2 separate regions of the Homo sapiens genome follow, and region 2 is linked to region 1. A link is a loop called in an ENCODE intact Hi-C map of the cell type or tissue named here. Cell type or tissue: heart left ventricle. All regions are shown on one strand. Each heading gives the region's core, and the rest is flanking DNA. Links, peaks and the distances in the headings are about the cores only.

Region 1 (4,034 bases), core at 536-3,035:
ACCTGTAGTCTCAGCAACTTGGGAGGCTGAGGCGGGACAATCACTTGAGCTCAGGAGGTTGAGGCTGCAGTGAGCTATGATCATGCCACTGCACTCCAGCCTGAGCAACAGAGTGAGACTCTGTCTTAAAATAAAAAAATAAGAAAAAGAAAAGAAAACATAACACATTTTTTTAAAATCAGGAAGATGTAATGTAAAAGAAACACATCAATAAACTTATTTTAGGAATCAAAGTGACTTCAAGTGGGAAGTCTCTAACCCTACCAGCAATGAGTCATGTGTGCCATGTTTGTACCAGATTATTTCTTCAATGACATTTAAAATTAAAAGCATTACCTGTGAATACAATATGATCCTTTTTCTTTTTTTTTACAATATGCTTCATATATATTTTAAGTGCTAAGACAAATACAAATGTATATGCCAAGAAAAGTCAACTCTGCTAAAATAAATAATATTTTTTATAGAATGCTAAAGGATAATCTGCAAATTAAATTTTGTTATTCAGAGGAAGCTTTTATATTTTAAAAAAGTCATTTATTTTTCAAAATCATCCCAGAAAGCAATTCTAGATAACATATAAGGTGACCAGCCATTCTAGATTTGTCTGAGGGTAAAGGATTTCCTAGGATGGTGGCTTTTAATGGTAAAACAGTGACAGTCCCGGGCAAAATGAGCCAGTTTTTCACTCTACACTCAAATAAGAGCTGGGGTTGGAGGGTAGATGGGTGTAGGGCTCCCAATTCTTTTGCCTGTGGGCATCTGTAGCTTTCCCCGTGACTCACACCAGGAGCCTGTTATGGGGAAAACACTGTGTGTAAGACAGACCAGGGCTTGTCCACACTGAGCTTCCAGCTTCCCTTCCACTGGGTGGGTCAGATTCAACACGTAAGCAAATAGGATGATTTTGGGTGGAGATAAGTGGTGGGAAGAAAACCAAGCCTGATGATGTGACCAATTAACAGATGGGTGGGTGGGTGGGCATTGGTTCAGAGCAGGTGTCCAGAAAAGGCCCCACTGAGGAGTGGCCTTTGCCCTAACATTTGTATAACGGGAAGGGGACAGTAAGGAAAAGCAGAGCAGGAGACACGGCAGGAGCTAGGCCACCGAGGATCCATGGGGTTTGGTGAAGTATCTGGATTTTATTTTAGATACAACAGGAAACCATTGAGGCCTGCTAAGCAGGAGGGTAATCTGATGTGGTTTGTGTTTTAATATGCAGTGGTGACTGGTTTGCATTCCTCATATGGCTTAATTGTATGGCTAAGATACACAGACAGTTTCAAAACACACAACCTTTCCTGTGACATGCCCACAGTAACCCACAGAAAATGCATGTCCTTAAAAGTGAATAATACAGTCTTTGCTATAGGGACACAAAGAAAAGCCTACTCTTACTAAGGAGATATTTACAACTCATGAGAAAGGGAAACCTAAGTGGTGTTTTTTGGGTAGTTTGAGAAAAGTTTGCACAGAGGCAGGAGATATTAAACTACAACAATCAACACTATCATTCTAAAGCCTTATATAAAACATATTTGGGATGAAATCTTGATCTTTTTACCTTATCTCCTTATCCTCTGCAATTCTGATAATAGCCACGAGAGGGCTTGCTACTCCTATTGTTTATAAACAGTAGCTCAAGATGGACTTTGCTTTTTGGCTGAGCATTTGTAGGCAGTGGTGTTCTTATTTTATTTTATTTTACTTTATTTTGAGATGGGATCTCACTGTCACCCACACTGGAGTGCAGTGGTGCAATCTGGGCTCACTGCAACCTCCGCCTCCCGGGCTCAAGCGATCCTCCCACCTTAGCCTCCCGAGTAGCTAGAACCACAGCCACTACTGCTGGCTATTTTTTTCTTTCTTTCTTTTTTTTTTTTTTGTAGAGACAGGGTTTCATGATGTTGCCCAGGATTCAAGCAGTCCACCCACCTTGGCCTCCCAGAGTGCTGGAATTACAGGCTGAGCCACCACGCCCGGCCTGCAGTGGTGTTCTAAGTGAATATTTAACAATGGGCTCTGGGAGGAGTGGAGGAAGCCCTAGTAGAATTGGCCAATTTCCTTGGTGTAAATACTCTTCCAGTGTCAGATTTCAAGCTACCAACTGTTTAGTAACAGGCTCACAGGATTTATAATAATTTAACCATGGGGGAAAACAGGTCTTCCTGGGCCAACTCCATCATGCCACTGGTTGTAGGGTGTGGGGAGTGAAATGGTGGTGATAGAAGAAGATAATTGGATTTTCTCAGGGAACAGTCATGAGAAGGAACAGATAACTAGAAAAGCATTATCCTGAGTGTTGGCTTGTCTCATTAGTAACTTTCAAACTAACAAATAAAATATTTTTAAAAATAGCTAACAGGAAGCAGGAAAAATAGAAAAATAAGAAGACACCTTCCTTTAATCCAGTTTTAAAGATACTCAGAAGAATATTATATATCCTTTCTAGGAATAAGTATTAATACTACTAAAATCTTTGAATCATGTGTACTTAATATAAATTTCTAAATAAATTTCTAAAGGTAGAACATTGTTTTAACTTGTTATGATTAGACTTATTTCATATTTTATGTTAGTTGCTTAGTAAGCAGTTGAATCCACACAAGGACTTCAGAGAATGGAATGTCTGTTTATTTTGGTATATTAAAAAATTTGTTTTTTGGTATAAATATGAAGTCTTCAGTATGCTGGATAAGAAGGAAAATCTACTAATTATTTGATTTTCTAATGATTTGACCCTGTAAACCGGGTATATGTGAAACTTAAAAGAAAAATTAAAATTAAAATTAAAAATTAAGAAACAAATATTGGGGCAAAAATAAAAAGAAGATATTAATTTTATTACTCACAAACCAACTTACTGAGAAGTGACATCAGTGAGAATAGGAGTTTTGAGTCCTTAGCCTTCCACAGACACACCAATTTTGGCAACTGCCCATTGCCAACAATACCTTTCTGGAAGCCTGGAAGTCCAGCAAAAAGGCTCCAGCACCCCATAGGAGCAAAAAATCTGAGACTAGCAATAGAAAAATGGGTAAGAAAAACAGTTTCACTTTACTTGCATCAACCTTCCCCCAAAGGCACAGCCCAGTGACAAGAGAGGCCCTCTTAGCCTGTGATTTCTCCTGCAGGGAAAGATGAAAGTGAAAGTGTAGTGTACTAGTACCTGGCTTCCCCAGCCATGTGGGAGGTGCACTTTCTTTTCACTCCACCCTAAACACTGAAGGGATTGGTACAGCTAAATAGTCTTTGAGTAGCTAGGAACAGGGAAAAGTGGTGGAAGCTCATAGCAACTGGAACATGGGACTTAGCAAAGGGCCACAGTTTCTACCAACCACCTTGCGAATTTCATCAAGAGGCTCACACACAAACCTTACAGAATGTGGACTATCCCCCCAACTAGCTCACATGTGCCCCCAGAACTCCGCACAACTTCCATAGCCAGTGCTCCCCATGCACTCCTACAGCCAGTGTACAAGTCTCTTCAGATCATGCAAGAACACCTGTAGATAGCCAGCTCAACTCTGCAGAATTAGGAGAAGGCACTTAACCTTGAACACCACAGGCCACTTGATGTGGTTTGACTGTTTCCCCACTGAAATCTCATCTTCAAGTTAGTTCCCATATCACCATGTATCTTGGGAGGGACCAGGTGGAGGTAATTGGATCATGGAGGCAGTTTCCGCCATGCTTTTCTTGTGATAGTGAGTCTCATGAGCTCTGATGTTTTTATAAGTGTCTGGCATTTCCCCTGCTGGCACTCATTCCTCTCCTGCTACCCTGTGAAGAGGTGCCTTCATCATGATTGTGGGTTTCCTAAGGCCTCCCCAGCAATGCAGAACTGTAAGTCAATCAAACCTCTTTCCTTTATAAATTACCCAGTCTCAGGTAAGTATTTCTTCATAGCAGTGTGAGAACAGATTAATACAGTAAATTGGTACCAAGGGTGGGTTGCTGCTATAAAGATACCCGAAAACGTGGAAGCAACTTTGGAACTGGGTAACAGGCAGAGAGTGGAACAGTTTGGAGGA
Region 2 (4,034 bases), core at 580-3,079, 230 kb after region 1:
TGTGATGGGCATTCCTAATATCCTGCTCTCCTATCCTTCCAAACTTGCAAAAGATGGCATCTGCCAGCCCCCTCCTGCTTGGGAGAAGCCCATGACAGTTCTGTGTGACGGGCTAAGAGCAGAACAGAAGGTGCATTTGGTTCTGGTGCAAGGCCCTGCTGTCTGTTTCTTCTGCAGATTGTGGGAAAGGCCTTGCGTTGAGTTGCAAGATCAAAAGATCAAACCAGCCTGGGCCACTGAGGCACCACAAGAGGATGGCTGCCTTAGAGAGGTGCCCAGAAATGAGTAAGCAAGAATGAAATGGTTGATTTCAGCCAGAGACGTTGGGATTGTTTCTTACTGTGGCATAACTTGCCCACCCTGACTCACAGAATAGGTGTCACAGGTAGGGTGTTGAGAGCGTGCTTAGATGAACAAGCCTCACACCAGTTTACTGGATGCCCTGTTGCAGCAGGCAGATGGCCGGGGGCCAGTCCTGAGCGCCAAGCCGGGAGCAGCTACTAGCCTCTGGGCTTATTTGGGGAGAGGAGGAAGCTGAGAACTGGAAGTCTGGTGGATTGGGATGCATCTAGGTACTGCCTTCTCATTCACCACTGTTAACCATTCTTCAGGGAGCGGGAGATGTGAGTGGACATGCCAGGAGCTACCATATGGCTGAAAGCCACCACATCCCCAGCTACTACAGTGTGACTACAGAGCCACAATACATTCCTAAGGGAGTGGTTTGCTTTCAAGTTGCCCATCTCAGTTATGGAGTAGTCCTTGTGATGTGAGCTCTTGAAAGTCCCTTTGCTGATGTCATGGCTCAGGTGGCTGCTCCGGGGCAGCTTGGGCTAGTGCTCTTAGAGAGTGGCTTCAGCTTTTTTTATTGGCGGGGCAAAATAAGAGAGAAACCAGTGTCAGCAAAGGATCCCTGCTTTTAAGTAAATGAACTATTGCAGGCTGTTGGTACGAGTTTCCCCAGTGGGCAGTTTCCTCAAATGAGGACTGTGGAATTCCCTGTCTTGCTGACCTTGTTTACATTGAGCTATGTTTTAGATTTTGCGTCATTTGGAATCTCGATTCTGTGCACGAATGGGCTGCATACCTCTCTTGGTTTCTTCTCCATTGTTTGTGAATGACATCTTTGGTTTTGTTGTTTCCTCAGGGAGAGGTGAAGCCCAGCAGGCTGGATGACTGCCTTTGGGGAAGGCCTCATTATTTAGTGCACACATCAAATCACACAGGGCAGGCTAGAAGATTGTGGCTTTTGGCTAAGTGTCAATACTCTCAGAAGAAATACCAGGCCCAGAGAGACAAAGTCCAGGTTTAACTGGTTTTGGAGTGAGTTTCTGGAACATGTAGAGGCCATTTTATAGAAGGAATCCTCAGACCAAAGCAACAGGTGACTTGTTTTCTCCATTCATTGAGGACTCTGCCAGGTGCCAGGAGCTGCAGGCATGAGTTAATTCCCGAGAGTCCATGGGTCTACTCACAATCTGCAGGGCCTGCCCCCGAGTTAGTCACTTGGAGTAACATGCCCATTTCTCAGCATGCTAGAGTGCTTTTACCTCAAGCCCTGACCTGCTCCACATGTCCTGGACCTTTCCCACAGAGGCCCCTTCCCAGGCTTCATGCTCTCAGGTGTGTAGAAGGTTAGTAGCATGTGGATGAGATTGTACAGCCCACTCTCAGTAAATCGTATTCTTCGTTCTTCATCTTAAAGGCTAGGATACCTATTTTCTCCTTAAAAAAAACAGGCTACCCTTTCTGACCCTTTTCCAGTCTTTTTTCTCATTCTCCAAAACACCGACCAACCAGTCCTGTTGGCTGGTGCTGATGCTGGACAGCAGGGCCGGGAGGGGCGTGGCACAGGACAGGTCAGGGGAACGAGGTGTCTCACTGGCTTTCCCTTGCTCAGGCCTGGACTCCTACTTCCTTCTTAGCTGGAAAGATGGTTGCATTTGTATCAGTCAGTGACCTGCACAACTGTAACAGCTGCTTGGCATTGCTTTGTGACTACCTGGGGGCAATGCTTAGTAAATAATAATGTCAATACTAAAATAATATCAATAATTGATCATCAGAAGACAACCAGGATGTCTGAACCTTTGTAGACACATCTCTTGGCAATATCTAAAATAACACTGCCGTATCCAAGGGGTTGCATTGCCCCCCAAAGCAGAAATACATTTGTACTTGCTCTTCCGAGGAAATACATTTCCTGTGTCCACAGAAGTCTCCCTGCCCTGGAGTCTGGGAGAGAAGGAGCTGAGGCCCCAGGGCCTAGCTGGCTGCCTCCGGGGTAAAGTCCCAGTGCCGTATTATGCTGAGAGGCTCCACACTGTGCAGAGGCATCCGTGTCTGTCTCTCTGTCCCCTCCCTGACAGCTTTCATCTTTCCAGTATGTACTGGCTTCTCCTATAGGGAGGGCACAGTTCAGTGTCTCCCTAATCACTGCCAGGGCTGGGGAACAACAACTCATGAAGAAATGCATCCTCCTCACTGCAGGGACCAACGCGGCTTTTGGAGGAACCCTCCTTGGCATACGATTGTCGGCAGGAGAATGGTGGGGTGTGATGAAGGCAGCTGTCATCCTTCCCAGGAATTCCTGAGAATTCCTTTATCCCATTGGTAAAAAGATCATGCTAGGCTCCTCATGGCGACAGCCCTGTGGCTCCTTCAGGAGGGACATGTGGACGCTTATGGTAGGGCACGGTGGAAGTGGGTCTGGAGAGTAGAGGTATTTTCCAGTACCCTGGAGAAAAAGTACTACTTCCTTATGAGGCAGAGGCTGGCCCTCTTTTCTCTGAAGGTTTCACATAGATAATCCTGCAGCCTTGCCACTAGGACATCATGTCCTTGTGTAACAGCTGGTGCCTGCTTCAAGCATAAGGACTGCTCCAGGCCTTACCACCAGGCCTCATTTTGGCCTACCGCCACCCCTAACTTTTATCTACTCTTTACACAAGCTGCTTTTCTGAGAATCTGCATGAATAACCAGTCTCAAATTTACGTAGATGCATGTGTCATGTTATTGGCATGGTCACACTGATAATTAATATCTCTTTATATTCATCTTCAAAGGTTTCCTTATTGTTTTGAGTGGCCACATATGGTGATCAACACTTTACCCCCACTAAGAAGCAAGTGAACTACTTGCTCTAAGTCCACTGAATAAATCAAGATTCACTCAACAGATGCTGGTTTCAGTCCATTTTTTAAGGCCTCATGGGTTTGAAGGGACCTAGTTCATGTCGAGATCAGGCTCTTTGTCGTGCTGAAGTCTCCTTCTAAACAATTTTTCCCTATTGATGTCAGAATTGATGCTTTATAGACTAAAGAAATTGAAGAACATCAAATTGAACTTGAAAAATCTTTAATTTATTTAAAAATGAAACCTATAATTTTGTAGACAATAGGCTATTAAGAAATGCATGCCTATTGTGAGATGTTATAGCTGTAGGATTCCCTACCTGGAGATAAAGCTGTGGTTGGATCTGCTAGGACATATTATGGAAGAAGCATGCACCTCTCTGTCCCTGTGTCCTCAGCAAGGGCTCTTTGTAGAGGAGCCCAGGTAGCACCAGTGTCTGTCTCTAATAGGCCCATGTCACTTGCTTTCCCAGCTTGTCACATTTTGGAATGCTGTGATGGGCTGGCCCAGGATGTCATCGGCTCCATCGGACAAGCCTTTGAGCTCCGGTTTAAGCAATATTTACAGTGTCCTACCAAGATTCCCGCTCTCCATGATCGGTGAGTAGTGCTGTGACACCATTTGCAATAGCCTATGTGGGTTTTATGACCTTTCCTCTTAAAACCACATCCCTGAGCTGTGTTCTGGACAGGCACAATTAATCACAGGGCTTCCTGGGCTCAGAGACACCTGGTCGGTGCTGGGATATGGCACAGAAAGCCAACAGATGGAAGCCAACATATGGATGATGCTTTGAATGTGTAGAAAAACATTTTCTTGAAACTATAGTGACGGTCGCCAAGGTTACAGAAAAGCGACTTCATTATAAATTTTTTTGTTCTGTTTCCTCTGCAGCCAT

What was found. Hi-C counts contacts between places; a loop is a spot of excess contacts. Peaks named below come from ENCODE experiments on the same cell type or tissue, not always from the same donor. Only the 100,000 strongest peaks of a DNase experiment are listed, where the experiment ranks them.
Region 2: it touches region 1 in a loop (3-fold over the local background); 2 of 110 quality-filtered maps call a loop at or near these places.

What each region holds. Positions count from the first base shown.
Region 1 is chr9:89,276,761-89,280,794 of GRCh38, reverse strand. It overlaps LOC105376136 (a long non-coding RNA gene), which reads left to right. Exons shown (of 3, transcript XR_930101.4): 3 at 1-348. Among named protein-coding and RNA genes, the nearest start is that of CKS2, 32 kb to the left of the region's middle. In heart left ventricle, for the core only: a CTCF peak has its summit at 1,598; no DNase peak of the experiment used is centred there.
Region 2 is chr9:89,051,738-89,055,771 of GRCh38, reverse strand. It overlaps SHC3 (SHC adaptor protein 3), which reads left to right. Exons shown (of 12, transcript NM_016848.6): 7 at 3,609-3,735. Among named protein-coding and RNA genes, the nearest start is that of S1PR3, 62 kb to the right of the region's middle. In heart left ventricle, for the core only: no CTCF peak of the experiment used is centred there; a DNase peak (open chromatin) is centred at 1,825; H3K27ac peaks cover 6 bases.